2 separate regions of the Homo sapiens genome follow, and region 1 is linked to region 2. Evidence: chromatin loops called from intact Hi-C (ENCODE). Cell type or tissue: PC-3. All regions are shown on one strand. Each heading gives the region's core, and the rest is flanking DNA. Links, peaks and the distances in the headings are about the cores only.

Region 1 (16,365 bases), core at 3,217-11,216, 63 kb before region 2:
TGCTAGAAGAACGTCACATTGTCAAAGATAATTGGAGATGTGAGGCCGGCTTCTTCCACTTGCACCAACAGTCATTTCTTTGTTGGGTCTCTTTTCTGCTGGTTCTGGGTTTTTTGGTCTCCTTCATTGGATTTGCTTATGATGCAACTATGGGTCCTTCTCCCTCTCTAGACCGGACTTTACAATTGACCGTGAACCTGAAAGTTTTATAACCAATTTGATTAGGATCCCATGTCTAAGGAAAATCATCAAGGTATTGCAAAGCCTCTTCTAGGTGGAAAAGTGAATGCACAGGCTTTTTGGCAACTATTTTACTGATGCTAGGGCTGTCTTCACACTTTTTAGTGTAAAATATGTTGTTCTGACAAGTGCACACGGTCACATGATCACCAGCAAAATCAAGGTTTAAGACAATTCTGTCACCCTAGAAGTTTCCCTCGTTCCTCTTTGTGGTCAGTGCCTTCCATAACCTCCAGCCCCTGGAACCATTAATCTGTTTCTGTTCTCATAGTATTTCCATTTCCAGAATGTCATATCCATGGACTCCTTACAGTTTGTGGCCTTTTGAGTTTACTTTTTTTCACTAAGCATAATGCACTTGAAATTCTTGCTGCTGCTTGTATTAGTAGTTCATTTCTCTTTATTCCTGAGTAGTATTGCTTTGGGTGGGTGAATTCAGTTTGTTTATTCATTCCCAAGTTGAAGAATTGCCTGGCTTTGGGGTAAAATTATTGTCCTAATAAAAATTGTGGCCAGGAGCAGTGGCTCACGCCTGTAATCCCAGCACTTTGGGTGGCCTAGACAGGTGGATCACGAGGTCAGGAGTTCAAGATCAGCCTGGCCAAGATGGTGAAACCCTGTCTCTACTAAAAATACAAAAAAAATAGCCAGGCATGGTGGCAGGTGCCTGTAATCCCAGCTGCTCGGGAGGCTGAGGCAGAGGATTGCTTGAACCTAGGGCGTGGGAGGTTACAGTGAGCCGAGATCATGCCACTGCACTCCAGCCTGGGTGACAGAGAGAGACTCCGTCTCAAAAAAAAAAAAAAAAAAAAAAAGAGATTGTTCTCCCTCTTGTATTCCCCCTTCTCAATCACTTACCAACTTCACAGTGGACACCAGAGCTTGGGACTGAGGCTTGCAAATGGTAGTTTATTTTGGAAAGTGATCCCAGGGAACAGGAGTGGTAGATGAGGGGAGCCGAAACAGGAAAGGTCTGAGCCTTTATTCTTTTTACTCTTACTGGATTGTGCTTGCTACAGCTGCCCATTTCTGGTTATTATCAAGTCAAATCTGCCAGTTTCTGGTGTGTAAGCACCAAGAGGTGCCCCATTAAATCCTGGATTACAGACACAGTTTTTTCAACCCTGATGCACATTGGAAACCCTAGATGTACAATTCCCCCATCTATGTAACAATTTCTTTATTTGCATGCTAGTTTCCAGCAGGGGGACAGAAAATGATACAATGGAAACCCTTATCTCATTTCCTGGTGTAAGTGTAGCTGTCTGGCAAAGAACTAGGACTTCTAATTCAACTGAATTTAGGTTTGAGGTGATGAGAAGCACCCATTGCGCACACCTAGGTCTCTTGGACAGTGGCCAGTCTACATCTGCATCCGTGTATTCTAGTTATTGGGTACCCAACTGGGTCATACAGCCCAAACAGCAGGGCAGCTTATACCACAGCCCAACCCTGCTGCGGTGCTTTTTCCCCAGGCCCCTCTCGACATTGGCAGCATTCTGATAAATGCATCTGAGCAGTAATCCCAAGGATAGCATATACTGCCTCCTAGACCCCAAAAGGTCCGTTCAGTGCTGTGTCTCTTTTTTAGTGGTAGAGTTGTAAGATTGAACAACTTGACCTTTATCTTAGAGGAGAAGTCCTGGCATGCCCCAGGCCACTAGACCCCTGATACTGGGGCTCCTGAATTTTCACAGGCTTTGTTTCTCAGCCTCTGGCATGTCTGACTGGACATTCAGGTCCTCACCATTTCAGTTAGCATGATATCATAAACATAGATGACTGGAGTGATATCCTGTAATGTCATGACTGCAAGATCCATGAATGAGTTTGAACGTGGAGCAGGAGAGTTAACCATCACTGAGGCAGGATTTGATAAATGAGTACTGCAGCCGAGGGGTGGGCCAGGGGATTCGAGGGGAGGCGTAAGAATGACCTGATTCAGGGGCCTTTGAGACTTTTTTCTACATCTTAGTTGAGTTCAGGGCTGGTGGAACTCCCAGTTTCTAGATATGTGATGTAATAGGTTATGTATTTCTGAGTTCTGTGTACACCACTATTGATAAATACTTCACTGGTTTGGTAATTCTGGCTGCTTTACCTTTGTTGTGTGTCAGGGTAATGAGAACCTGCTGGCCTTACTTTTTTAGCATACAGGGATTGGAAGTGAAAGAAAAGAGACCAGCAGAAAAATTTTCCATATCCAATAGTTGCCCAACCTCTTATACTTAGTGAAAGCAGTTTGGTGGAGCTCATGTGCTTATCTCAGGAGAAATGTTGCTTTATCCATCTGAAATCTGAAGGAGAAATACATTATTTATGAAGATATTCAACAGCATTTCCTTCAGCCCACCACAGCAGTACTCCATTTCAGTCACACATCTACATGAGCAATAGCTGGGCATTATGGGATTCTGATAGTAGAGGATTAATATTCCCAGCTATAGGAAAACAGACTAGGATATGGCACTAGGAACCCTTTGAAGAGAGAGCATACAAAAATTATGTCTACTTCAGGTCCTGAAATGTAATTGTATATTTTACTTATTTTAGTTCTTTTTGTTTTTTGAATTAGATTGAACGAGAGGCAATTATTTTAGATAATCTTCAGGAAGAACTCCCTGAAATTTCCAAAACAAAAGAGGCAGCCACCACAGAGGAACTCTCTGAGCTGCTAGACTGTTTATGCCAATATGGAGAGAACGTGGAGAAGCAACAGCTGTTACTGACTCTACTTCTTCAGCGCATCAGAAGTATCCAGAATGTTCCTGAAAGCTCAGGGGCTGTGGAAACTGTTCCAGCATTTCAAGAAATTACTTCTATGAAAGAACGATGCAACAAGTAAGATTTATGAAAAACTATTAAGGACGTGTGCTTGACAATTATGGCTCAAAATTTAGAAAATCTAAAAGTATAGAATAATGGCAAATGATACAATAGAATTGAGGTGAGACAACACTGATAGGTATAAAAAGGGATGGAACAGATTAGTAACTATAATTAAGCACACATTTTCCATCCTGGTATTAATGAGGGTGAATGTCCTTCCAATTTCCTTTTTTATCATTTGTGGGTTTTTTGTTTGTTTGTTTGTTTTTGCCCTTTTTCTAGTTTAGTAATGCATATTCATTATAGGAAATTCAGGCCGAGCGCGGTGGCTCACTCCTGTAATCCCAGCACTTTGGGAGGCTGAGGCGGGCAGATCACGAGGTCAGGAGATCAAGACCATCCTGGCTAACGTGGTGAAACCCCGTCTCTACTAAAAATACAAAAAATCAGCCGGGTGTGGTGGCAGGAGCTTGTAGTCCCAGCTACTCGGGAGGCTGAGGCAGGAGAATGGCGTGAACCCAGAAGGCAGAGCTTGCAGTGAGCCGAGATCGCGCCACTGCACTCCAGCCTGGGTGACAGAGTGAGACTCTGTCTCAAAAAAAAGGAAATTCAGAAAATGTGAAAATTACAAAAATTAATATAAAAATCTACCTTAATGTCACCACTCAGCAATAACCACTGCCAATCATTTTTTCTCCTTTTTTACTATGATTTTGTTTTTAAATAAATAGAGATCAAAATACTTGTACTGTTTTGTATTCTGCTGAGTAATTTACCAGCAAATCATGTTTGTCTTCCTATGCCATTAAATGTTCTTTTAAAATGTAACTAGCTGTGGCCGGGCATGGTGGCTCACGCCTGTAATCCCAGCACTTTGGGAGGCCAAGGTGGATGGATCACCTGAGGTCAGGAGTTCGAGACTGGCCTGGTCAACATGGTAAAACCCCGTCTCTACTAAAAATACAAAAAATTAGCCGGGCATGGTGGCGCACGCCTATAATCCCAGCTACTCAGGAGGCTGAGGGAAGAGAATCACTTGAACCCAAGAGGTAGAGGTTGCAGTGAGCTGAGATCATGCCATTGCACTCCAGCCTGAAACGTCCATCTCAAAAAATAAAAATAAAAAATGTAACTAGCTGTATAATATTCTACCATGAAGATATGCCATAATGTGTTAAACCAAGCCCCTAATAAGGAATCTTTAAATTACTTTTTTTTAATTTTCATAACAACACTGCAGTGAATATTCTTATGCCAGAATCTATATTTTCATCTGTGACTAATTCATTGAGAAAGATAGTGAGAAGTAGAATCACTGGGTCAAAGAATATAGTAGTTTTATGGCTAGAGGTGCTCTGAAGAAAAAGCAAACTTGTTTTTTCTCTCTACCCTTACACACCATGCAACAAAGCACTTCTGACACCATGTTGGTTATGGGGGTTCCCCACACATCAGGCAGTTCTCCAGCAGACACCAATTCATTTCTCACACTATCCACCCGGAGACAGCATCAGATCACACAGGCTGGGGGCTCAATCCATCCCACAAGAGGACCTCTACTTCAGATGCCAATCATCAGTAGTAGGTTGCTACCTATACTTCTCCTTTTTTTTTTTTTTGAGACAGAGTCTTGCTCTGTCGCCTAGGCTGGAGTACAATAGCATGATCTCGGCTCACTGCAAACTCGGCTTCCTGAGTTCAAGCGATTCTCCTGCCTCAGCCTCCTGAGTAGCTGGGATTACACGCATGTGCCACCACACCCGGCTAATTCTTTGTATTTTTAGTAGAGGAGGGGTTTCACCATGTTGCCCAGGGTGGTCTCGAACGCCTGACTTCAGGTCATCTGCCCGCCTCGGCCTCCCACAGTGCTGGGATTACAGGCGTGAGCCACTGCGCCCCGCTGGTACACTTCTGGCTGATAGGCTATAAATCAAGGGATCCTTTGATACCTTTCTTGGGTTCAATTAATTTGCTAGAGTGGCTCACAGAACTCAAGAAAACACTTTACTCATGTTTACCAGTTTATTAATAAAGGATATAATGAAGGATACAGATAAACAGCCAGATGGAAGAGGTGCCTAAGGCATGGTATAGGAAGGGGCCTGGGGCTTCCCTGCTCTCTCTAGGTGGTGGAACCCCCAGGCTTTCAGCAATCCAGAAGCTCTCTGAGCCCTGTCTTTTGGGTTTTTTTATGGAGACTTCATTATGTAGTCATGATTGATTATGTAATTGGCCATTGGCGATCAACTCAACCTTCAGCTTCTGTCCCCTCCCCCAGAGGTTGGGGGTGTGTGTTGGAGGTAGGGGTGGTACTGAAAGTTCCAACCTTTTAATCACATAGTTGGTTCCCCTGGCAACCAGCCCTCATCCTGAGGCTACTCAGGATCCCACCTAGAGTTGCCTTCTTAGAACTAAAGATGCTCCTATCACTCAGGAAATTACAAAGGGCTTAGGAGCTCTGTGTCAGGAACTGGTCAAAAATCAAGTATTAGAACAAAAGACTCTCCTAGCTAGCACTCCTATCTACAAGGGTATTAAGAGCTCTGTCTCAGGAACTACAGCAGAGATCAAGTATATATTTATTATATCACAATATCATAGATACTTACCAAATAACCCTCAGGAAAGATTTTACCCACTTCAGTGCCTCTTCTGATATTTGCTGCATCCATAGCAAAATGGGTCAGCTTAAGAGAAGAAGCCCAGTGGGATTGTCTGTCCCCAAGAGCCCACCTGTGATTCCATTCACACCTCTAAGTCATTTTCATGTGAGCTCAAGGATTACGTGGAGAAAAAGAGAGGACAGAAATGTCAGTTACAGTGTAAAGTGTGAAAAGAGAGTATTTGAGGCGAAAGATTTGGAGAGGTTTTTGATTAAGTGGTAGATTTTGTACCTGTTTTTATATGTGGTACATCCATTATTGAAAATTGTTACTTTTTTTCTTAGAGGAAATAACCATCCTTTAGTAGCTATTCAGGCATTTCATTAATTGTTGCAATAAAACTGTTTCATTTTATTCATAGAAGAGCAGGATAAAGAAACAATTATATTTTGACGTTCTCTTTTAGGCTTCTTCAGAAAGTTCAGAAAAATAAAGAATTGGTGCAGACTGAAATCCAAGAAAGACATTCCTTCACAAAAGAGATAATTGCTTTGAAGAATTTCTTTCAACAGACCACAACTTCATTCCAAAATATGGCATTCCAGGATCACCCAGAAAAGTCAGAACAATTTGAGGTAAGTGAGGAATGAATTAGTGAATGTGGCAGGTACAGGCCCACAGTCTTGTATCCAAAGTCCTTGGGGTAGAGATAACTCAGTGGCTGGGTTTGGGGGAGCGGTCTGGGGAGAGAGAGAGAGGCATAGGCAAAGGCCCTGTGGCATGGTATGGGCAGAACCAAGGGAGAAGATCAGTGTGGCTGGAGAGCAGAGAACAGAGTTGAAACAAGGCTGGAAGGTAGGCCAGTCTGGACCAAGCAGCCTTCTTTCAACTATGTTTCCAGTGTGTTTGGTGAACAAGGGCCTCAGACCACTCTTAAGTAGTATGTTACATTACTCCTTTAGTAGGACATGGCGCCTTGTCTCTGACAGGGTCTATGTACACCCTACAGGTCATCTGGAATCTCATTTCTTCAGAAGAATCTCCTCTTTCATTCCAGTCCAATAGTGACAGCCCAAAAGTATGTTTGGAAGTTTATTCAAAAGTCACGTGTTGGCCGGACATGGTGGCTCACACCTATAATCCCAGCACTTTGAGAGGTCCAGGCAGGCAGATCACTTGGGGTCAGGAGGTCAAGACCAGCCTGGCCAACATGGGGAAACTCCGTCTCTACTAAAAATACAAAAATTAGCCAGGCATGGTAGCGTGTGCCTATAATCCCAGCTACTGGGATGCTGAGGCAGGAGAATCACTTGGACCCAGTAGGTGGTGGTTGTAGTAAGCCGAGATCGTGCCGCTGCAATCCAGCCTGGCTCCATCTCAAAAAAAAAAAAGTCACATGCTGTCTAAACAGAACTTTTGGTTATTATATTGGAAAGTAAAGAAGCAGTCTTCATGGGGAAGCCTTCTAAGTGTACCTCTGAATGAAAGCCTGTACTCCTGGACTAGGTGTAGATAAAACGGGATGACACTTACTTATTAAACCCCATCTTTGAATGGCATTGTTCTCTAACTTTCTCTCTCTAGATTTGTCCTCTGCTGAGGATTAAGAAAAGGAAAACAATGACACATTACAGAGTCATTTAAAATTGTAATCATTCTTCAGTACAGTGACTCAATCCATGAACACAAATAATGCTACTGAACAGCTACTGTAAAAACAAAACAAACAACAAAAAAGCCACAGTCAAGTCAAGAAGTATTTTTCCACTTGATCTTTGGGAAACTTTCCCATACAAATGAGTTTCTCCTTTATAATTACTGCAGGAGAAGGTAGATCAGATTTGGTTTCTAGGCCACAACCAATAGACTATTTGTTCAGGTTTCTTTTATCTCCTAAAAACCTACATTCTTTGTATGGAACTGGAACCTTCCCTTTTGAAAGCAGTTGAGCTCTGCAGGGCTGTCTAATTACATGAAAGTAGACACTTCTGCTCCAAGTGTGGGGCTTTTAGTGGCCTTAAATCATTGTGATGATAATGGAGGAAGAAGTAGAAATAGCAACACGTTAAAACAACAACAAAAAACTTCTTTGAAACTTTTTTTTTTTTTTTTTTGCTGCTTGCAGCTTTTTAGATCAGGACTGCAATGGAGATACAATTAAATCCTAAAGGTACTTTAGAAGCAGGGGGTGTTGTAATGTCTTTTCTAGATAATGGTGTGACACTATGAAGAGATATCAAGTTTAATTCTTACAAATTAGAAAGCATCATCTGACTAAACTGAGTGTCTCTGGGGCTTAATCAGCTTGTATCACTAGTGGGGTTTTGTCATGCAAACTGCACTCCTTTAAATCATAAGGATGTGCTGGAAGGCTGCTTTCACTTTTTAGAATTAAACTTTTCCCCCAGTCTCGTGAGTATTGCAACTCTCTTAATGCTTTTAGGAGCTTCAAAGCATCCTTAAGAAAGGGAAACTAACTTTTGAGAATATTATGGAAAAACTGCGAATCAAGTATTCCGAAATGTACACCATAGTCCCTGCAGAGATTGAATCCCAGGTGGAAGAATGCAGAAAAGCTTTAGAAGACATAGATGAGAAGGTAATAATAATGTCTGTACTACTGTTATTATTTACGGAGCTGAATGACTATCAGGAGGAAAATATCATTTAATGTCAAATTCCATTTGCCAGGATTTCAGCTATAACTTCTTTTAAGAGTTAAGTGACCATCGTGTCTATTGAATGCTAAGATAAAGATGCTCTAAATATGTGACATAAGATAACAGAATTAGATGATTTATATGTATTTAATTGTCAAAATGCTTATTCTTCTCTTGCATTTTATAATACAGTTATATAATATTTTTTACTGGTTTTGTTTGCTTTTGTACAACCACTGTACAACCACTTGAACATTTTGGATGTTAATACTTTGCTTTAAAATACATTCTTTGAAACATTTTGACATTACAACTAAGGCAATAAGAATACAAATTTCACAACTCACTAGGAATAGCACTTAGTATGTAGTGTCTGTCTAACGATGATGTTAACAGAATTCTCATGAAAAGTACCTGAGCAAATCTTTATACCTGAAAGTCCAGATTTAAAGAAAAGGTGGAAAATATTTTATAATACTAGAAACATAGGAGCTTAGCAAGATATTTTGATTAGATTGTAGAAAGACAGCCCATATCAAACAGAAGAAAATTCTGTTTGGTCTGGTATCCACAGAAGGATTTTTTTTTTTTTTTTTTGTCTAGAATACTTACAACTTGATAAATAAAATAGATCTTAAACACAAAAAATTCAGATTTCAAACTTAGTTGCTAGAATATGTCATTAATTCTATGACAGATTTCTCAGGAAAATCTCACATGTAAAAAACATGTAAACTCTTAACGTATATTTATAACAAATCTTTTTTAGTTAACACACAAGAAAACCTATTTCGTACTTTCTCAAGGATCTCGTTACTATTGATTTTATTTCAGGAAAATACTAAATATTTTGAGAGAAACTAAATGTTATGCTCATGAATACTTATGAAAATCCCTAGCAGAGTAAATTAATAATCAAAATCAGTCGTTCAAATTCAAGGTAGAAAATTTCCGCTATGACCCTCTATATTTGTAACAAACAGCAACTAATTTTTATTGTGTGATACAGCTAAAGGAAGTTCAAGGATCCCGGGGGACAGACATAGTAACATTGTGTATAATTCAAATGGCTACATATGTTTCCTAAATCATGATCTGTCCTAATGTATCTCAATGGTATACATTTCTGCCAGGAGAATAAGTGCTCAAAATATCAGAAAACTTTTCTTGTGGTAATTTGTGACACAGCCAGCCATGAAAAGCTAATATGGAACCAAAGTGGGATTTTTTTTTTTTCTAATAATATTGACTGCAGTATGGTCTGGGGAATAAAGACATGATATAAAAGTATCAAGGCCTGATATTGTGAATAGAGCCTGGGACTCAATCTAGGGACTTGGGCGCTTCTTGGGACAAGTTCAGCTACTTCCTTGACATATGACTGTAGCAAGTCATTTAGTCTGTGTTACAGTTTCAGCATCTGTATACTGTCTGCACAGGATGATTTTAGTCTCAATGGTTATACAGATAGAGTTGTTTTTTTTTTTAATTTACAAAACAAAGGATTATACAAAAGCATAAAGTATTATTTGGTTATTTAGTAGCTGCTTGGAGAAAGCCTTATCAAATAGCAAAACAAGAACACACATCAGTCAGGTATTTGGAAAGTGATACATTCAACATTCATTTATTATCTTTCCTAGCTCAAGGTTTTTTTTGTTTCTTTTTAAGAGAATCGTTTAGATAAAAAAAAATTACGCTGTTCAGTAGCTAAGTTTCTGATGGCTGGGAAAACATCTACAAATGGTTACACAGAGAATAATTAAGCTCTGTGCATCCTCAAGAAATAGCAATTTTAGAAGGTTGTTTCACCCAAATGAATACTATGATTGGAATTACATTTTTTTAAAAAAGTCAGCTTGAGAGTAAGTTTGGTTTTACTGAAAACAGATCTATGCAGATAGATTCTCATAAAATGGAAAGATTGTATAAAAATAATTTATCCCCCAGGAATTCATTTATATCATTTGATCCATATGGAAATGTTTCACACAATCCACTCAGTAATTTTGCCCAACACAGCATATATCTGTAATACATGTTACAATACATGTATTACAGTACAAATAAAAAACCAATTTTTATTTTATTTAAGATGAGATTTAAAAGGTGAAGTAAACACACCTGCCATTTATTAGTCTTCCTATCCACCTTCTCATTAATGCATTTGCCAGAATTTCTTCCCCCAGCCCTTAAAAAATTTTTACAAGTTAAAACAGAGTGACTACCACTTTTGTTGTTCGAACCTATGAATAAAGTGCAGACAACCTCTCTAAGCCAAATGCGTCTTTGTCTCTTTCACAGATTAGCAATGAAGTCTTAAAAAGCTCACCATCATATGCAATGAGGAGAAAAATAGAAGAAATTAACAATGGGCTTCATAATGTTGAAAAGATGTTGCAGCAGAAAAGCAAAAATATTGAGAAAGCTCAAGAAATTCAAAAGGTAAAATCCTCCTTTAACTCCCTTCAGCATTTGGTACTTCTGACCCACTCCTGCCTTGTTCATCAGTCACCACAGGGTGAGTTCTTTGAATTAATCTGAAGCACAGAAATTGTAAACCAAATCCACAGGGGCATCACCTAGAGAGGCTTGATAGGGAAAGTTGCATTTAAAAATTATTCTCTTGGCCAGGTGCGGTGACCCACGCCTGTAATCCCAGCACTTTGGGAGGCCAAGGTGGGATGATCACTTGAGCCTAGGAGTTTGAGACCAGCCTGGCCAACATGGCAAAACCCCATCTCTACTAAAAATACAAATATTAGCTGGGTGTGGTGGCACAAGACTGCAATTCTAGCTACTCGGGAGGCTGAGGCACGAAAATCACTTGAACCCAGGAGATGGAGGTTGCAATGAGCCGAGATCATGTCACTGCACTCCAGTGTGGGTGACAGAGTGAGACTCTGTCTCAAAAAAATAATTCTGTTTTTCCATGGTGGGCATATACCCAAACTTCTGAGAGCCTGTGATTGTGAACTAGCATTTTCACAAGTAAAGGAAAGTAAGGATCTTATCTTGGGGATACTGATACTAAAAATCATTCAATAGAATATGAAAAATATTAAAGCTCTTTTTTAGACTGCAAAGGTTAAATAAAAATAAAAATTCCAAATTTATTTCCCTTGTAAAATATCTTACAAAATAAAATCTTAGGCAAAACTGTACATAAACACTATTCTCCTTCTTAATTCGCAAGTAAACTCCAGCATAGGGAAAGGATTCTTGTTCTAATCTATGTCTTAAGGAAATGTTTTAATAATTTGGGGCTTTTAAAATAGGTCAGAGTATGGCTCACTATTGGACAAATCTTAAGCAGAGGAACCTAATTTAACAAGTTAGATTTTCCTAGTCCTCAAGATAGGGAAAAAAATGTTCTTAAGCAAACATTAAGAATTGAATATTTTACCTTTGAAATTTTCCTCTGCCCAGCGAAGTTCAGATTTGAATCCAACCTATTGGTTTCTTGAGTCAAAAGCAGTTGCTCCTAATACATGTTTCTAGAGCTTTCTGCCTCTGCATTCATCCCAAGTCAGCAGATAATTTTCTTTTCTTTTTTTAAATTTTTGAGATAGGGTCTCACCCTGTCACCCAAGCTGGAGTGCAGTGGTGTGATCAAAACTCACTTCAGCCTTGACCTCCCTGGCTCAATTGATCCTCCCACCTCAGTCTCCCAAGTAGATGAGACTGCAGGTGTGCGCCACTACACCTGGCTAAGTTTTGTAGAGACGGTGTTTCCCTGTGTTGTCCAGGCTGGTCTTGAACTCCTGGCCTCAAGCAGCCCACACACCTTGGCCTCCAAAATTGTGTGAGCCACTGCACCCAGCCCAGATATTTTTCTTTGTTTTATTTTTTCACTTGAAATTATTTTGTAGATTAAGAGAGCGTGTGTGTGTGTGTGTGTGTGCGCGTGCGTGTGTGTGTATGAACTAGTGTAAATAGGTTCAAGTCTTTCCCCAAGCCCTTTTTAAACAGAATGTTTTGCTTGTCACTCTTGAGAGATGAGGGCTATATTGACCTTGTTTGTGTCAGTCATCTCTAAAAATGTCCAGGTCTTTCTGTTCCCCTACAGCTAATTTGTAGTGAAATGAATACAGTTGTAGTTAGGAGAGCTCAGGAAAAGTGTTTTTCAGTTTAGATCACAAATTGCTGGGTATAAATTAACAACTGTTCATGTGATGTTGTTTCTGTGATGTTTTAGTAGCATTTATAAATGTAAATACTGTGTGAAAACCAGGCATTGCCTCCATAAACTATGACCTCTTCATTCAAGTTGACTTACGATTTCCTTCTCCAGAAAATGTGGGACGAGTTAGATCTATGGCATTCCAAACTAAATGAGCTGGATTCTGAAGTTCAGGACATTGTTGAACAGGACCCAGGACAGGCTCAAGAATGGATGGATAACTTGATGATTCCTTTCCAGCAGTATCAGCAAGTATCACAGAGAGCAGAGTGTAGAACCTCACAGTTGAATAAGGTATGGCTGTGACTCGTAATAGCTTCATATCATGTGGTGGTATTGAGATGGTGTTAAAGCAAAACAATATATTCAGAAACAGTCAGTTTCTGTTGAATTATCAGTTTTGGACTTGAAGCTGGGGCCATGGTAGGCTTGTGTGGGTGCTGAGGAGACAGATTTCAATGCTAGTGCAGGCAGGAAGTCTGATTGGGCAGACAGAACCAAGAATCCAGAAGTTGACCACAGCAAGAGCCAGGCAAACTGTTGGGAAGTCCAGGCTCCCCAACAGGTGGATAAAGACCAGTAATGGGAATTTAGGGCAGGTGGTCTCAGGAGTCTAGTAAGGGAGACAACAATGAGAAAGACTGTCATTCGGGGAAAAGATACCCTCTCTACCCTCCTTCCAAATAGGAGCTGTGGTTGGCTGAGTTGTGTCTGTGATTTAGCAAGAGTGAGGCAGCATCCTAGTCTTAGAAGAACTGTAGGGCAAGGTCCTGAACAGGAGGACAAAGTACAGTCCAGTTTTTAAAATGAAGCATAAAATGAGAACCAGAATACTTGCAAGGCTAACCCAGAACTTTGCTGAGGCCCATAACGTTGGAGTAGAACTGATTAAATCCTTTCCACCTATGGTCAGAGTTAGTCTTAAAAGTCAGAAGTGTCATAGCCTAGAGCAGGTGAATAAGTAGCCCCAGCCATGGGGAGCAGACATCTGCAAGGCCTGACACACCCCTGACTAACAGCTATTGACTCTTCATCTAGGAGTCATTCAGCTCCAGTAAAAGGCATCTGACTAAGTTTGGTCCTGCATCTCTTTCCCAGGCCACAGTTAAGATGGAGGAATATAGTGACCTTCTGAAGAGCACTGAGGCTTGGATAGAAAATACCAGTCATTTGCTGGCCAATCCTGCTGACTATGACTCTTTGAGGACACTGAGTCACCATGCTAGCACTGTGCAGGTAAGTGTTCTTCCAGGTTTTCTGCCACTCATAGCATCTACATAAAGATTCGTGGCTTAGCTGATTGTCTTGGTGCTTTTTTCCTCCTTTCCTGAAATACAACCTTACCGCTAACCATGTCAGTGGCAGAAGGAAGCTTGAGAGAGTGGCAAGCAGTAGACATGGATTTTGGAGACCAGGATTCAGCTCTTACTGTCCTGATAACTACTTTATGACTTTTTGGATAATTTAGTATATCTTCTATGGACCTCAGTTTCTCCCCATGAAATAAGAATGTGGGCGGATCACAAGGTTAGGAGATCGAGACCATCCTGGCTAACACGGTGAAACCCTGTCTCTACTAAAAATACAAAAAATTAGCTGGGCACGGTGGCGGGCGCCTGTAGTCCCAGCTACTCGGGAGGCTGAGGCAGGAGAATGGCGTGAACCCAGGAGGCGGAGCTTGCAGTGAGCCGAGATCGCACCACTGCACTCCAGCCTGGGCGACAAAGCAAGACTCCGTCTCAAAAAAAAAAAAGAATGTGCATAGGATAGTGCTGATGGTTTTGGTTGTTAGAATTCTAAGATGCCCCCCAATATTCCCATCCTCTGGTGTATATGACCTGAAAGAATAATACTTGAATGTGGGCAGGAATATGAATATGATGGGATAGTCCCTTCATTGACTAGGTTACGTTATATGATTAAGGTAATGGGGTAGTCACTCCCATAAGTACTTGATTAACATGATTATAAGGCTCTCTAATATGGGATTTTGGGATTTGGAATGCTCCACCGGTAAGTATAATACTTACATTCCAAAATTTGAAAAAGTCCAAAATCTGAAATGCTTCTGGTCTCAAGCATTTCAGATAAGGGCTACTCAGCCTGCAGCAGAGTGCAGAGAGATTCTTCTTGAGAAAGCGGCTATATTGTCAGAGGGCCATGGAGCTAGGGCCCAAAGGCTTTTTCTAGAAGCTGAGAGTCAATGAGAGCCAGCAAGGAAACAGGGAACCCAGTCCTACAGCTGAATTTTGCCAACAACCTGAATGATCTTCAAAGAGAACCCCAAGCTCCAGATGGCACCGGACTGCATCCTTGTGGCTCCCTGTAAGGAGGACTCACCTCAGCTATGCCTGGACTCCTTACCCTTGGACACTGTGAGATAACTTTGTTTTGTTTTAAGCCATTAAGTTTGTGGTAATTAGTTACACAGCAATAGAAAACGAACCCATGGTTCCTTCCACTTCTAACACACCATGATTCCAAATTTCCTGTCCTTGCTGGTACTCCACACATGCCCCACGTGTCCATGCTGGCTTACAAAGTCAAAACAAATGAAAGTGTTTTCCCACTTGAGGCCTCGGCTGCAAAACATCTTCCGGATGCTGAGTACTAGGGAAGTTGCATTGCGCAGGTGTGTTTCCCTTCTCTTATTCTGCCATGAGAAGGAATCCCTTAGAGAAAAGCTTATTTGGTAACAGTGTTTACAGAATCAGACTTCCAAGGTGATTCAGCTCCTTTTTTTATCTTTGGAATGGCACAGTGTGTTCCTAAGTGAGCTGCTGACCTCAGACCTCCCTGACGTTTGAGAATCGTTGGCATATTTTTTTCTTACGGTAACAGTTGTAAAGATGCTGCATTTCTACCCATTTTTTTTTCTTTTCTTCCCCTTGCTTGTGATTTTTTTTGCCTTCCCCCACTTGGATTAACTTTCCACATCCCCAAAGTTTGTCATTTTTAAACTCTTTATCACCTCCCTGATTCACTATTTTTGAGGACTTTACCAAGACAAGAGAGAGGAATGATGCTTTTTTTTTTTCCTTCAAATGCTTATTATGAGTTAAAAAAAAAAACTGTACAAAAGTGAGCTCAGGCAAAAGCAGCTGGGATTTTGCTACCTTCTACTGATACACATGTAAAAATGTAAAAGCATCTCTCAAACTTCAGGACATTCTAAATTGCTAGACTTTCTTTCTGAGCTAGAACTGAGGAAAGGAAGTAGGGACAAGGAAGGCTCGGGTTTATTTCTATGTGTCCCGATGTGTCCTAATCTCCTCCTGGGAAGTAAGTCCCAAATAACTAGTCCTATGTGAAATCCTCATTTGTGCAATAATCTTACTTTTAGGATGCCCTTTTCCATTTTCTAGCATATTCAGGTATTAGTTTTTATATTGACTTTTAAAGAAGTGTCAGAACTCTCAACTAAGCTTTAAATGTTTGTTTTAATTGCACTATACCCTTCTACCTGGATTGCATTTGTTAAAACAGGTCTTTGTAACCTAAAGATAATTCCACAAATACTACTGTTGTAAGAATAACTGAAACATACATTCATAAAATGACATTATAAAAATAGAAAACTAATTTTTTTTTTTTTTTGAGACGGAGTTTCACTCTTTTTGCCCAGCCTGGAGTGCAATGGTGCGATCTTGGCTCACCGCAACCTCCACCTCCCAGGTTCAAGTGATTCTTCTGCCTCAGCTTCCCCAGTAGCTGAGATTACAGGCGTGTGCCACCACGCTGACCTTATTTTGTATTTTTAGTAGAGACAGGATTTCACCATGTTGGCCAGGCTGGTCTTGAACTCCTGACCTCAGCTGATCTGCCCACCTCGACCTCCCAAAGTGCTGGG
Region 2 (16,365 bases), core at 5,055-13,054:
GAAAATGAGACCCTCATCCTCTTGCCAGGGGAGCCCTGGGGATCCTTTGTCTGTATATCAGAATTTTAAACATGAATACTCTCTCTTCCAGCAATAATTTGACTTCATGTATTTAGCAAATATTAATTGAGGATCCACTATGTTCCAGCACTGTTTGAAGTGCTGAACTTGTACTCCTCCTAAGGATATAAGACAAGTGCATAAAGATAAATATTTTGGCCAGGTTGGTGGCTCACGCCTGTAATCCCAGCACCTTGGGAGACTGAGGCAGGTGGATCACTTGAAGCCAGGAATTTAAGACCAGCCTGGCCAGCATGGCAAACCCCATCTCTATCGAAAATACAAAAATTAGCCAGGTGCAGTGGCACACGGCTGTAGTCCCACCTACTCCGGAGGCTGAGGTGTGATAATTGCTTGAGCTTGGGGGGCGGAGGTTGCAGTGAACTGAGATTGTGCCACTGCACTCCAGCTTGGGTGACAGAGCCAGACTTTTGTCTCTAAATAAATAAATAAATAAGTCATAAATATTTAAGGATGGACCCAGCAGCTCTGCTTGAATTAAAAACTGTATATAGCCCAAAAGTCCATTGAGAGCTGACTGATAACAAAAGCAGGGTACACCCTTACAATAGCATGCTGTGTGTCTGTTTCGAAGGAGCTAGATATGTGTATACCAATGTGAAGAGATGCTGAAGAGCTGGTGAGTGAGGAATGCTAACCGCAGGACAGAATGCTGTGGTGCAGTTCATTGAGTTTAGGGATATGCATGTCTACCCCTACTGGTATGGAGCATGTTAGGAACTTGGGACCTCTGGCAAGATTGTTAAGGAGAGCAGGAGGTGAGGGAGCGGGAGCTGGGATTTTTGCTTTTCCCTTCATCCCTTTCTGTACTATTTAATTCTTTTTAGATAACTATGTGTACTTCTCTGACTTACTGAAGGGTTTTCTTTTCTTGTATTGTCTCTCACTTAGAAAGCAGATGCATATACAGTGGAGCTGGAGAACGCCGAGAGCCGAGTGGCCAAACTAAGAGATGAAGGGGAGAGGCTTCATTTACCTTATGCTTTACTCCAGGAGGTTTACAAATTAGAGGTATGCCTGAGCAGAAAACATTGACTCAGCACTGTGATTGTGAGGAGCCAGATCCTTTTCTTCCACCAGCAGAGTTTAGATTTGTCTTTCAGTTATTGCCCCGGTTGGATGAAAATGCATGTGTGCACCTGCTCTTCTCTTTTCAGGATGTACTTGACAGTATGTGGGGAATGCTAAGAGCCAGGTACACAGAACTCAGCAGCCCTTTCGTCACTGAGAGCCAGCAAGATGCTTTGTTGCAAGGCATGGTGGAACTGGTGAAGATTGGGAAGGAAAAGCTTGCTCATGGCCACTTAAAACAAACCAAAAGTAAAGTGGCGTTACAGGCTCAAATAGAAAATCACAAGGTGAGACAGACACATGGGTCGGGTGACCCCTTCATAGACTAAAATCTTAAGGTATTTCTGAATGTGAACAGAAAGGATCCATTTTTCTTCTTTGTTGAAATTTAAGCTATTCATTCTTTTAATAAACATCTATTAGAATGCTTAATGTGTACCAGGAACCCTGGTACATGCTAGGAATTTGGGTTATGAGTAAAAACAGACACAGTTCCTTACATTCACAGAGCTTTCACCTGATTGAGAAGATAGATATTTATCAACAAGTCTTCAAACAAATTTAAAATTAAAATGAGGATACATTCTATGAGAGCATTTAATAGCAGAAGGTGACTTAGGAAAGTTAGAAAAGGCTTTCCTGGCCATGCGCAGTGGCTTATGCTTGTAATCCCAGCACTTTGGGAGGCTGAGGCGGGTGGATCACCTGAGGTCAGGAGTTCGAGACCAGCCTGGCCAACATGGTGAAACCCTGTCTCTACCAAAAATACAAAAATTAGCTGGGTATGGTGGCAGGCACCTGTAATCCCAGCTACCTGGGAGGCTGAGGCAGGAGAATTGCTTAAACTCAGGAGGCGGAGGTTGCAGTAAGCTGAGATCACGCCCCTGCACTCCAGCCTGGCGACACAGCAAGACTCTATCTCAAAAAAAAAAAAAAAAGAAGAAAAGGCTTTCCTGAGAACTAGAATCAAAAGGAAAGTGTGTTATTATGTAGTATAAGACTATAGTAAATCCTTTGATTTTTAAAATTCATTTCATTAAACAAAAACTTCTTGATCACCAACTAAAGATAAAGAGTAATCTAGGTGCTGATAATTAAAAATGTGTAGGACGGTTCCTACCTGAGGTAAGCTTATGGTCTAGCATTTGGAAGGTAGAGCTTAGTCTAAGAAAAATTGAAAGGTAAATATTGTATGAAGGATGGAGGGGAAGAGGAGAAAATAATATTGATTATCTGCAGTGTGCTAGGCCCCTTGCTAGATGCTTTTATAAACGTCTCTATGTATATGTCCTTTTCAAGGCTTAGGAGAAGGGATTCACATAATATGGAGGGATCCCTCCAGACAACTGTAAATGGAGAAGAACCATGTGAAATAAAGCCTTCCTCTTGAAAGGTTCTTGAAGTTCAAATACAAATACAGGAAGCTTTATGTCCAGGATTCCTATAAAGCAGCAAATTCCCTTTATTTAGTCATTCTCTTGAGTAGAAGTTAAAGCCAGGGTTAAGGAGACCTGTCTTTCGAATATGTGGGTTGCTTGAGTTTGCACATCTGTCCATCCAACTTGTCTTGAAATTCATCAGCCACAGTGACATCTGTTTTTTGTTTGTTTGTTTTTGTTTTTGTTTTTGTTTTTTTAAGAGACACGGTCTCACTCTGTATTCCAGGCTGGAGTGCAGTGGTGTAATCATAGCTCATTGTAGCCTCGAGATCCTGGTCTCAAACAATCCTCTCACTTCAGCCTCCTGAGTAGCTGGGACTATAGATGTGTGCCACCACACCTAGCTGGCATCTATCTTTTTGTAGCATTTAGACTCAAAACAACTGATTTAGAAAGATCTATCTGGAAATTGAAATTGACAAAAATGTTTGTCATTTAAAATGGATTATTTAGTGGAAAATAACACCTAAGGGTAATACTTTATAATTTGTTGAAGTTCCACTAGTGTTCAAAGACTGAGTTTTTTTGTTTTTTGTTTTTTTTTCCTTTTTGAGAGGGAGTCTTGCTCTGTCACCTAGGCTGGAGTCCAGTGGCACAATCTCGGCTCACTGCAACCTCCGCCTCCCGGGTTCAAATGATTCTCCTGCCTCAGTCTCTCAAATGACTGGGATTACGGGCATTCACCACCATGCCTAGCTAATTTTTGTATTGCCATCTTGGCCAGGCTGGTCAATTTGACTCTACACGGATGTCCTGGGATTTTGGATTTAAAACAAAAATAACTGGATATAAAGTTGAAGTAACTTGGTTTTTAAGAGTTTTCACAATTTCAAAGTAAATATTAAAACTTTCTCCATCTCATAGGTTTTTTTCCAGAAGCTTGTTGCTGACATGTTGTTGATCCAAGCATACTCTGCCAAAATACTTCCTTCTTTATTGCAAAACAGAGAGACATTTTGGGCAGAACAAGTAACAGAAGTTAAAATACTAGAAGAAAAGTCACGCCAATGTGGTATGAAGCTGCAGAGTTTGTTGCAGGTATTTGGGTTATGTAAACGTTGTACTGAAGCTGGGAATTGCTGATTTTCCATCACCACCCCAGGTGTTGAGAAGAAGTATCTAGTTATCATTAAGCTATAGTTAAATGGAAGCCTGACAGTGAGGAATGTGGACCCCTGCTCAGGTTCTGAGGCCGCTCCCTGAAGGAAAAGTTGGCTGGGATTTCTCATACATAGATTGGGGATGGTACTGCGTCTCTCTGCCTTTTAGGTTCATGTATGAATAAGCAAAACGATAAGCACTTTGAGACCTTGAATGAGATCATTTGGGTGAAACAGTTATTGGTTTAAAAACTGTACTTCTTCAAGAGAACAGGCCCAGATGTCCTAAAATGGATGACAATCTTGTCTAAACTCAAAGAAAAAAATAAGCATGCATAAAGCTCCTTCTCAGTTTTGAGGCATTCCCCTCACACCTTTCATAGCCAATGTTAGTACTTAAAGGAAATAAAATAGGAAGGAGGCCGGGCGCAGTGGCTCACGCCTGTAATCCCAGCACTTTGGGAGGCGGAGGGGGGCAGATCACGAGGTCAGGAGATCGAGACCATCCTGGCTAACACAGTGAAACCCCGTCTCTACTAAAAATACAAAAAAAAAATTAGCTGGGCGTGGTGGTGGGCGCCTGTAGTCCCAGCTACTCAGGAGGCTGAGGCAGGAGAATGGCGTGAACCCGGGAGGCAGACCTTGCAGTGAGCCTAGATTGCACCACTGCACTCCAGCCTGGGCGACAGAGCGAGACTCTGTCTCAAAAAAAAAAAGAAAAAAGGAAGGAAATGTTTAACTTGATAGTGTAATATGGTGTTATTTTTTTTGCTAACAAAATTTATTTTCTAGTTAGTGTGTCAAGTTGATATTTATAATATGTCATGGTATTTTTTAAAAAAGACTCCATGGACCCAGTGAGTGTTCTATAAAAGCCAAGTGAGCCACTATGTGAATAGATATGGAAAAGAGTGAGGTGGTTCTTTTCCTAACAGACAATGTTTGGAGTCAATAACTCAGCTCTGTGGTGTGTTGGGGTCCTCGGGGTGGGCATCCATGGAAACGGGGCAAGCTAAAAGATGACAAGACTAGGGCTAAGGCAGTTGTCCTCCCCTGATGAAGTGTAAGCCTATACTCCTCAAAGACACCTTGAGCAGACCTATGCTGCAAGTGGCATGGGGGTTTGGTGGGCTTGGGCGTGGGCTTGGAGAGCAGGAGCAGCCTAATAGCTTCTGTTGAGTAAGGGTCTAAAAGTTAGCTCTTTCCCTTTCCTAATAAGAGAAAGGCTCTCTTGTGGCTCCAAGGTCTCTACGGAGTTGCTAAGAGTATCATTTTAACTTCATTGTATTACTCCTTTAGTCATGTTACCCAGTTTGACAAGACAAGCATAAAACACTAAATGCCAACTCAGATTCTTTTTAAACCTTGTCCTCAAAGGTGATGGAATTCTTTTCCATTAGATGCTGAGCGCTTACCAGGGTGGGGTTACGTCTCTCGAACACACCTGGAATCTGTGCTTTAATTTTGTATGGTCTTGGTGTTCATTTTTGTTTTGTGATTAATTATGTTGTTATCTGGAACCAATCTGGTAAAGGGCTTCCACTAATTTTATGTCCTTGATTCTCTAGAAATGGGAAGAATTTGATGAAAACTATGCATCTCTTGAAAAGGACCTGGAAATTCTTATATCTACATTGCCCTCTGTGAGTTTGGTGGAAGAAACAGAGGAAAGATTAGTGGAAAGGATTTCATTTTACCAGGTATTTGTCTTCCATTTAAGTTATCAAAGGCGTGTCCATAGCACTTTGTGTTTTACATTTGTTTTGACTAAGTGGCTTGATTTGGAAGGTTTGAATTGAAACAAAATGTTCATCATACAACTCACTGTTGAATGTATTCAGGGAGACTACAGATTTGAATGTGAACTCCTTAGCATAACCACATGTCTGGCTTGGGGGAGAGGACCTTGCTTGAGTCGTGGCTCCATCACTTATCACTTCTGTGACCTTGCTGTCCCTAAGCCTCAATTTCTTTATCTGTGGAATGCAGATAATCGAGCCAATTCTACCTGTCTCTGGAAGTGAATGCCAGTGAGCTACTAGTATGGAAATGAGCTGAAGAATGGAAAGAACTTTGTCAGCCTTCGGCCTCTAAACATATATTTCGTTTTATTCCTACAGTGAAGTCCTGACTAGACGTAGCCCATAAGACAGACAATAATCTTACCTGTCACCAGCATTATAAAAACATCTCAGGCCGGACACGATGGCTCACACCTGTAATCCTAGCACTTTGGGAGGCCAAGGCAGGTGGATTGCCTGGGCTCAGGAGTTTGAGACCAGCCTGGGCAAAATGGTGAAACCCTGTCTCTACTAAAATACAAAAAAAAAAAAAAAATTAGCTGGGCATGGCGGCATGTGCCTGTAATCCCAGTTACTTGGGAGGCTGAGGCAGGAGAATTGCTTAAACCTGGGAGGTGGAGGTTGCAGTGAGCCAAGATCATGCCATTGCGCTCCAGCCTGGGTGACAGAGCGAGACTCCATCTCAAAACAAAAAAACAAAAACCCTCAAACTTTTAAACTTTTTTGTGTAACTTTTTGCGTTGTTATCATCTGTCTCTGTGTCTCTAATTTTGGTGCGAAAGAAAAGATAAAACCTCAAAATAGTTTTCAAGTGACATTGAGAACATGACCAACAAGATAAAAACAAGTTTTAAGTCTTCTCACCAGGAACTTAAAATTCCTAGTTTTAACTTTAGGATATATGCCGTCAGAATCTGAGTTGTGCGGCTAGAGGCAGTTATGAAATATCAACTTTAAAACCTCAAAAGCACATTTATTGCCTGAATGAACTAGTTGGAAAATGAAAGCAGGAAATAATTCCAGGGTTCTCTTTTCCATGGAGGTATTTTAACCTCTATAAGGAACATTTTCCAGAGGCTGGGACACTGTATTTATACTCCCTAGATGCCTGGAAAGCTACAGTTGGTCTCATTGCCGCCTTATTAATTATATTGAGCCTAACTCTAAGGTAAATCTGAGTCCTCTGGGGTGGGTGGGAGTGGGGGTGATGAGAGTACTGTTTAGCTCTTTGTTAGTCTAGGGATACAGAAGGTATCATCTAAACAGCTGAAAGAATGCAGATGAGAACAGTATTTTAAGGCTTATTATTTTAAGCAACAGTCTAATATTAGCCAACCTAATATGAGTGTGATTGTTTTCTCCAAAAGTGACCATATCTGTTAAAATGTGTGATTCTATTACATTTGAAATATTAAAAAGAAAAAAATTGTTCTAAGACTTTTAAATAAATTTGCCAGACTAAAGAAGACATATCCTGTAAAGCCCATCTCACATATGGACTTCATAGGCCATTCTCAGTTCAGAATCAAGGAAAGGTTTGTGTGAGTCTGACAGATGTTGTCATCTTGATCAGCCGTCGTCTGTGGGGCATGGAACCTAGGAGTCAGTTGTCTGGCCTTTGAAGTCAACAAACCTGTGTTCAAATGCTGGCTCAGCCTAGTTACTCGTGCACAGACTGTATCCCATGCATACAATCGGTGAATTAGGCTGGGCGTGGTGGCTCATGCCTGTAATCCTAGCACCTTAGGAGGCCGAGGTGGGTGGATAACCTGAGGTCAGGAGTTTGAGACCAGCCTAGCCAATATGGTAAAACCCCATCTCTACTAAAAATACAAAAATTAGCTGGGTGTGGTGGCACGTGCCTATAATCCCAGCTACTTGGGAGACTTAGGCAGGAGAATCGCTGGAACCCGGGAGTCGGAGGCTGCAGTGAGCTGAGATAGCGCCACTGTACTCCAGCCTGGGTGACAGAGCGAGACTTCATCTCAAAAAAAAAAAAAAAAAAAAAAAATTGGGGGGTGAATTAAGACTTTTCAGAGATGTTTTAAAGGTGAAGAATCTAGCACTTCACTTAGAAAATTAGACTGATTTTTTTTTCTTTTAATACAGATGCTCAGACACGGGGGGGAGGGGATTACAAATGGGAGTGGTGGAAAGGGCTATGGACGTGGAATTTTTTGGTAATGATTTAAAAGGCTTAACTTAATTTGAAAATAGCAAACCTTCTGTTTTGTTAATAATTTATTTTTTAAGATTAAACAGGTGTCAGGATAAATGGCATTAGCTGAATCCAGCTGTGTTAGATAATTACCTTTAGACAGACTTCTCTTCAAAGAATTTCATTTTTCTTTCCGTGAAGTTGGATTAATGATACGCTGTTTTAATTTATTTTTCTAAAGTTTTCTTCCTTTCTCTCTACTGAATCTTTATATTCAGTAGAAGACCCTGGAAATGAATTTTTCTGCCTAGTATTCGCATCTCATGGATAATAGAGAAATACTATTTTATTTATCCTCTTCATATCTAAGTCACCATCTGAAGTGCTTTCGGGGGCAGAATAGAAATAAGGAAACCCTACTGGCTCTGCAATCAGAGGGGTGGTGGGGACTGAGCCAAGGGAAAAGGAGAGGGAGTAGGCTCTCCTAGAGCCAGCAGCTGCTGCTCAGTTACAGCCGCCCTTTGCCACATGAGATGCAGACCAACAATTGCTAGGTCTTCCAGTTTTCCCACAGACACTGGCAATCCTGATTATTAGGTAAGATTTCCTGATTTTTCAAACTGATCTTAAGGTCACACAAAACCTATCTGTGAGCTCAGCATGGCCTAATGACTGCCAGCTTGTTTTTTGTTTGTATGCAATAAGTCTATAAAGTTGATTTGGGTTGGTTGGTTGGTTTGTTTTGTTTTGTTTTGTTTTGACACAGTCTCGCTCTGTCGCTCAGGCTGGAGTGCAGTGGCACAATCTCAGCTCACTGCAGCCTCTACCTCCTGGGTTCCAGCAATTCTCCTGCCTCAGCCTCCTGGCTAGCTGGGATTACAGGTGTGCGCCACCAAGTCCCGCCTCAGCCTCCCAAGTAGCTGGGATTACAGGCATGCGCCACCACACCTAGCTAATTTTTTGTATTTTTAGTAGAGAGGAGGTTTCACCATGTTGGTCAGCCTGGTCTCGAACTGCAGACCTCAGGTGATCTGCCTGCCTCAGCCTCCCAAAGTGCTGGGATTACAGGTATGAGCCACTGCATCCAGCCAGTAAGTCTACAAAGTTGAATCTGTGCTCTAGAAATGCAAGATTGGACACCTATCATGAAAGGTAACCAATAAACCATTAATCATGCATCCAGTCAGACTATATAGTCTTGAATGTTGGGAAAGTGTTACTGTTTTATCAGTGGACACAAATGTCAGTTTTAAATGCAGTATTTGTGAATAGCTTGGCAGACTTTATTTTCTAAATAATTCATTCTATGACTTTACTTTTTATTAGCAAATAAAAAGAAACATTGGTGGAAAACACGCCCGGCTTTACCAAACTCTGAACGAAGGCAAACAGTTGGTGGCGTCTGTGAGCTGTCCTGAATTAGAGGGCCAGATCGCAAAACTGGAAGAGCAGTGGTTGTCCCTGAACAAGAAAATTGACCATGAGCTCCACAGGCTGCAAGCTCTTCTCAAGCATCTGCTCAGGTCAGCCTTTTTGGGGGTGGATTGGCTTCATATTGTGCTGTGAAGAAAGACCTCGGGGATTCTGTAGTCAACTAAATTTTACCTGCAACCCACCTTATGCTGTTTTTTCTTGGGCAGTCTAAAGCAGTTGGGTCCCTCTTCTGGGCTAAACGCGATGTAGAATCTCTGATGGTTTGCTAGACACAGTATAACATGTAATCAGTTTGCTGTGATCGTTTTTTCTTTTCTTTTCTTTTCTTTTCTTTTTTGTTTTTAAGGAGGCAAGGTCTTGCACTGTCACCCAGGCTGGAGTGCATGGAGTGCAGCAGCACTATCATAGCTCACTGCAACCTTGAACTCCTGGACTCAAGCGATCCTCCTGCCTCAGCCTCCCAAGTTGGTGTGACTACAGGCATAGGCCACCGTGCATGGCTAATTTTATAAAATTTTTTGTAGAGATGGGGTCTCACATTGTTGCCCAGGGTGGTCTCAAGCTCCTAGCCTCAAGCAGTCCTCCTGCCTCAGCTTCCCAAAGTGCTGGGATTACAGGTGTAAGCCACTGCACCCAGCTAGTTTACACATTTCTATAGAAGCTAGGAATTATGTTATAAAATAATATATAGGTTACCTTTATACCATGATATTGCTCTTTCCAAAAGTTTTAAAATTAAAAAAATTAAATGATTTTAGCTAACAGAATAGTTTGAAATAGGCTTTTGAGTTCTTTGGAGAATTTGTTGTGCTTAGTTGGTATAATCTTGAACCGTGTGAGGAAGGAGGAGAACATAGAACATTTAAACATCATTCTCATCCCTGCATCTTAATCTAAGGCAGTTTAAAAGTTACAAGAAGGGCAGAATATTGTTTGAATATTTTCACTACCTCGGGCAAATACGTTGGGTGTTCAGCCAGCAGCAGTTTGTTGTTATACAGCTTATACAAATGCTGGTTGTGTGTGTGTGTGTGTGTGTGTGTGTATGTATGGTGTGTGTGTGTGTGTGTGTGTGTGTGTGTGTGTATGTAATTTTATTTATTTTTTGAGACAGGGTCTCACTGTGTCACCCAGGCTGGAGTGCAGTGGCGTGATCGTGGCTCACTGCAGCCTTGACCTCCTGGGCTCAAGTAATCTTCCCACCTCAGCCTCCCAAGTACCTGGAACCACAGCACATGCCACCACGCCCTGCTAATTTTTGTATTTTTTGTAGAAATGGGGTTTTTCCATGTTGCCCAGGCTGGTCTCAAATTCCTGGGCTCAAGCCATCCTCCCACCTTGTTACCCCAAAGTGCTGGGATTACAGAAGTGAGCCACTGTGCCTGACCTATATTTTTAATATAAACAAATTTATAGAAGACATTTGATGGATAAAAATCTCTGTTCCTTCATTGGGTATACTTTTGTGTAGCTGTAATAAGAAATAAAGAATGCTTTAGACTTCCTCATTATTATTATTATTTTTTTTTTTATTTGAGACAGAGTCTTGCTCTGTCGCCCAGGCTGGAGTACAGTGGCGCAATCTCGGCTCACTGCAACCTCCACCTCTTGGGTTCAGGCGATTCTCCTGCCTCAGCCTCCTGAGTAGCTGGGACTACAGGCGCCTGCCACCATGCCTGGGTATTTTCTGTATTTTTTAGTAGAGACAGGGTTTTACCATGTTTTTCAGGCTGGTCTCGAACTCCTGACCTCAGGCAATCCACCTTTTTCGGCCTCCCAAAGTGCTGGGATTACAGGCATGAGCCACCACATCTGGCCTAAAATCCTCACTGTTCTTGCTGAGCTGTAATGAAGAGAGTCCTAGAAAATGCCAGGAGCATCATGGTATAAAACATGATATAATCCTTATTAACGTCATGATATTCTGAATGTTAGGACTGATCAACATAGGAGGACATACAATAAAATAAGAAAATTTGCTGGTGATGCATATCATTATCAGAATATGTTTCTAATCTGCCTTCTCTCTCACTTTGCTCCTGTTAGTTATAACAGAGATTCGGATCAGTTAACCAAGTGGTTGGAATCTTCCCAGCATACTCTGAATTACTGGAAAGAACAGTCCCTCAATGTGTCTCAGGACTTGGATACAATCAGAAGCAACATCAACAATTTTTTTGTAAGTTGTAATAGCATATGTTCAGTTAATTACTGGTCAGAAATAAATATCAAGGAAAAAGCATCAGGGTTGATGTGATAGTCTTCGTATTTATTTGTGGATAAGGGGTAAGACTTGGGCGAATGGCAGCTGTGTTCTTCAAACCTAGAACTGTTTATACTGTTCATTCGTTTATAATAAAATATGTTTTTAATTGACCCCATAAAATATATCTGAATTTAAAACTTGCGCCAGGTGCAGTGGCTCACGCCTGTAATCCCAGCACTTTGGGAGGCTGAGGCAGTGGATCAGCTGAGATCGGGATTTCGATACCAGCCTGACAAACATGGAGAAACCCTGTCTCTACTAAAAATACAGAATTAGCCGAGCATGGTGGTGCATGCCTGTAATCCCAGCTCCTCGGGAGGCTGAGGCAGGAGAATCACTTGAACCGCGGTGGGTGGAGGTTGCAATGAGCTGAGATGGCGCCATTGCACTCCAGCCTGGGCATCAAGAGTGAAACTCAGTCTCAAAAAACTTGCACTGACATAGGTCATGTTTTACAAATACAAAAAATACAAGACCCAAAAACAACTTTATAAGGTTATTAACTTATAAATGTTAACATTAATAAATGCATAGTTTTAAATTATTGTAAACAAAATTGATATTTCTACTAAAAAGCTTTTGTTCCATTGTTTTGAGGTGTTTTTTGGAAAAAAATTCAAAAATATCCCCCAAATTTTGGGGGAAATAAAAATGTATTACTCTTGTAATATAATTACAAAATGATTATTGGTCAATGCATTTATGAAACGTAGTCTTTTCTGTTAGACTTTTCCTGTTTTTTTTTTATTTTTCATACTTCGTAGCTATGATTACTAACTTTGCTATTAAAATGTAAATTTTTTCAACATACTTGAAAGAATTTCTACATAGGAAAGATTTAAACATTTTAATTACAAACTTGTTGCAAGTAATTCATTTAATGTGCACTTTGTGTTGGGTTCCATAGTTTATTGTAAAACTTACCCCATTTAAATAATGACTTATTTTTAAAAATGTTAACCCACTGGGTGATAAGCTTCTTGAGGGGTATGCATTCCATCTCTTTTGTTCCCCATCGTGTATGTAATGCCCAACAGTAGGAAAAAGGGGTGTGTGTGTGTGTGTGTATACACATTCGTATATTTACTATGTTTATTTGTTGACTCTAGCCAGTTATTCCGACTCTTACTTTCTGCTATATTTAAATTTTAAGTTTCTAAATTTTAAAACTCTCCTTTAGGAGTTTTCAAAAGAAGTTGATGAAAAATCCTCCTTGAAGACTGCCGTTATCAGTATCGGGAACCAGCTTCTTCACCTGAAAGAAACTGATACAGCTACACTGAGAGCTTCTTTAGCACAGTTTGAACAAAAATGGACAATGCTCATAACTCAACTTCCAGATATTCAAGAAAAACTTCACCAGGTAAGTCTTTAGAGCCTCAGCATTTGAATTAGCATTCACTTGTTAGCTCATAACTCTTTTAAAATTATTTCTCTGACTCAATAATTTTCATTGACACTACCTATTTTTCTCTGGCACCACTGAATATAAGTCTTAATTACTGGACCCTCCTCCAATGGGATTTTTCTTAAGAGAGAAATCAGGCTTAATTACTTTATTTCTCAGTTTATCTTTGCCACTGTGTTAGTTTATGTGAAGGTCATTGTCATTGTTTTGGGGTCGCTTATTCTAAGTTTGAATGCTGGGTTTGTTTTTTTTTTGAGTAACCTGCATAATTATATAGCAAGACCTTTTATCAAACCAGATATCATCTTTAGTGATGCTCTGATTCATTTTGTTAACTGCAGGCAATTAAATGGAAATCATTTTGTTCTTACAGCTTCAAATGGAGAAATTGCCGTCTCGTAAAGCAATCACAGAAATGATTAGCTGGATGAACAATGTGGAGCATCAAACTTCAGATGAAGACTCCGTGCATTCACCAAGTTCTGCATCTCAAGTTAAACATCTTCTTCAGAAGCACAAGGTAATTATGCAAAAGGAGCAGAAGTCTTTTCATTGAAACAAGAAGGCTAATCAGAGGGGTAATGCTGGACAAAGGGACACATAGGATATAATTTCAAAAAACTAATTCTAGGGGTAGGAAACTGGGGTGGTGGATGATTCTGGAGAGATGTTAGTAGACTTGCTTTTGTTCCACTTAAATTCCTTTTGCCAGCCCCCATCACCACAGGACAATCCAAGCAAGCTTTTAACAGACTGTGGTCTCACCTTTTTATCCCCATCCCACCACCCCCAATAACCACAGACTCTGCCTGACAGAGTGATTTTGATTCCTTAACTGTTCTTGGTGCTCTCCCTTATCATCCTGTGTACATGCTGCACCCTCTACCTGGAATGCCAGGGCCCACGTTTAACTGTATACGTCCTCTTAGTCATCTTCCATAGTCAGCTCGAGTTGTCCTTGTTTGCAAATCCACCCCTGACTCTCCCAGCCAGACTAGGTGACTTTCCTGGATTAGATGTCTCCATGATGCTATTAGTAGCTCCTATCATGCATTATTATAATTATTGGTTTATTTGCCTGTCTCCCCACCTTGACTGAGCTTCTCGAGACCAGGGGCCATCCTTCACCTTGCTAAAATATAGCACGCCTATCCCAATACCTGCCTTCCTCTAACAGGTGTTAATGAAATGTTCTTTGAGTAAGAGAATGAGTAAGAAAATATTGAGATCCTTCTACAAATAGATATAAATGTGGCCTTCTCTGTGATATTTAATTTCAAGTAGATTTAATTAACATTTCATGAGCCACATGCAAACGTGTATTGTGTGCTCAGCACTATGCTGGCCACTGGGAATACAAAGATGAGTGACAAGTGTGGTCATTGCTTTAAGACCATGCAGGCTGATGGAACTAGCTTCTGGTAGGCAGAAGATGAATGGCTTAATCACCAAGCAAGATATTAGCAGAGAATTTTGTTTTTATGTACCATCACATCCTAACTTCAGTGTGTAGTAAAATCTTCGAAAAGTCTACACGTGTATATTCTCACAGGCTCTAGCAACCTAGCACATACCACATGACTGTCACCCCCGGGTGTCTCCAAAAGAGGTGCTAGAACTTGCAGAGATAAAATCAGTAAGTGACAGGTTTGGCAGAAATGTTGTTGGCCCTGGGTGGGTTTAGGATTGCTGTACAACTTAAAGCCACCCAAACTTTCTAAAGCCACCTGAGAGGCCTTAACTATCCCCGAAGGAACAGGGAAGCTGCCTAAATGACAGAGTTCCTTAAGGTGTCCTGGGTTTTCTGAAAGAGACTTTACTTCCTATTTCCCATCTGGTTGTTTCCGTGAGCCCTCAGGATGGCCCAGAATTCCAGCACAGCTGACAGGCAGCCTCCCCCAGGAAGCTTTGTCATATCCTGGGTCGTGGTCAGGGTTCAGATGATAGCAACTGCCATACATAGTGCCCCTTTGACTTTTCAGCCTATTTGAAAGCAGTGCATCTCTGTGTAATTCCCCAAAAGAATCCCTACTCCAATAAAGCCAACTCCTGGTGTAGGTTGGGGAGGGTAGAACAGAACTCCTGACAGGTGCCCCTTGATTAATGGACGGGAGCTTGGTGCCCCCTCGAGCACATAAAGGGAAATCCATTTGATCTGACCAACATTCATGACTGCTTTGGTGTTTAACTTTGCTTATTTTAGGAGTTTAGAATGGAAATGGACTATAAACAGTGGATAGTTGACTTCGTTAACCAGTCATTACTTCAGCTAAGCACCTGTGATGTAGAAAGCAAGCGCTATGAAAGAACGGAGTTTGCAGAGCACCTGGGGGAGATGAACCGCCAGTGGCACCGTGTACATGGAATGCTGAATAGAAAGGTGTGTTCCTGCGTCACAACTGGATGTGTGGTTTGACCTTTATGAAACACACTTTCTGAAAAATCAAAAAAGACGTTCAATTAGTTGACTGATTATTAAGCCTAATAATCATCTCAACTATAGCCCTTTTATAAATCCTATGTTTTAGCATTCTCCATTGGTACCTATAAGAGAATATAAAAATAGTTCTTATATTTGAGATTTCTTAGTGGGAAATTGAGCTAGGCAAGTGAAGATGAGGAATTTTATTTAGGAACATGTCAAGTATTATGTCAGACTCCTAAATGATCAGAGATTTTACATTTTCTATGAAAGCAGATGTTCAAAAGGGGCAAAGCTATTTCAGCTTTGAAAAGGTTATAAAAAGAAAGAAAAATGCACTTGGCTTTTTGGTAGATTTTTCACTCCATGACTCTTGAAAAGATTCGGAAAACTTATTCCTGAAAAAATACTTTACATATAATCATGATGATAATTGGTGTGTTTACTGTGTAGAGAATGCATACAAATGGATTTACACAATTAAGATACAAGTACATGAATGGACAAAGGACATGAACAGACAATTCACAAAAGAGGAAATTATAGTTAGCAAATAAACATGGAAAGATATCATTAGCAGATACTCAAAATAAACACTGTGTAACATAATGCACTTAATTAGAAAAAAAATTAATCAGATAAGGACAAAAACCCAAAGCTGTCACGTTCATACATTGCTGATAATGGCTTAAGTACTTTCTTGGAAAGCATTTGGAAAATGTAAAGAACCGTAATAATAATCTTATCACTTAACCAAGCAAGTCACCTCTTACACATTTAAGTAGATAGTCCTTCAAAAAAGTAAATGATGTGCACAGAGTGTTCAATTCAGCATCGTTTACAGCTGTGAAAATGTACCATGCCTTAATTCTCACTCTAGGGGAATAGTTCATCGAATTATACTGTATTAATTTGATGAAACATTGGGGCAGCTTTTTTTTTTTTTTTTTTTTTGAGACAGAGTCTCGCCCTGTTGCCCAGGCTGGAGTGCAGTGGCGCGATCTCGGCTCACTGCAACTTCCACCTCCCAGATTCATGCAATTCTCCTGCCTCAGCCTCCCAAATAGCTGATATTACACATGCCTGCCGCCACGCCTAGCTAATTTTTGTATTTTTAGTAGAGTCAGGGTTTCACCATGTTGGTCAGGATGGTCTCGAACTCCTGACCTCCAGTGATACACCCA

The links. Peaks named below come from ENCODE experiments on the same cell type or tissue, not always from the same donor. Only the 100,000 strongest peaks of a DNase experiment are listed, where the experiment ranks them.
Region 1: a loop joins it to region 2, with 2.1 times the contacts of the local background. A loop is called at or near these places in 3 of 110 quality-filtered maps.

Annotation. Positions count from the first base shown.
Region 1 is chr14:64,067,830-64,084,194 of GRCh38, forward strand. It overlaps SYNE2 (spectrin repeat containing nuclear envelope protein 2), which reads left to right. Exons shown (of 116, transcript NM_182914.3): 52 at 2,816-3,081; 53 at 6,139-6,307; 54 at 8,116-8,271; 55 at 10,637-10,777; 56 at 12,627-12,809; 57 at 13,614-13,751. Among named protein-coding and RNA genes, the nearest start is that of MIR548H1, 19 kb to the right of the region's middle. RefSeq lists an enhancer at 6,360-6,861. In PC-3, for the core only: no CTCF peak of the experiment used is centred there; a DNase peak (open chromatin) is centred at 7,382; H3K27ac peaks cover 1,125 bases.
Region 2 is chr14:64,128,810-64,145,174 of GRCh38, forward strand. SYNE2 (spectrin repeat containing nuclear envelope protein 2) reads left to right here. Exons shown (of 116, transcript NM_182914.3): 75 at 973-1,092; 76 at 1,239-1,439; 77 at 3,456-3,629; 78 at 5,260-5,391; 79 at 8,978-9,174; 80 at 11,132-11,264; 81 at 12,532-12,714; 82 at 13,133-13,279; 83 at 14,963-15,139. Among named protein-coding and RNA genes, the nearest start is that of MIR548H1, 42 kb to the left of the region's middle. In PC-3, for the core only: CTCF peaks have their summits at 9,046 and 9,249; a DNase peak (open chromatin) is centred at 9,062.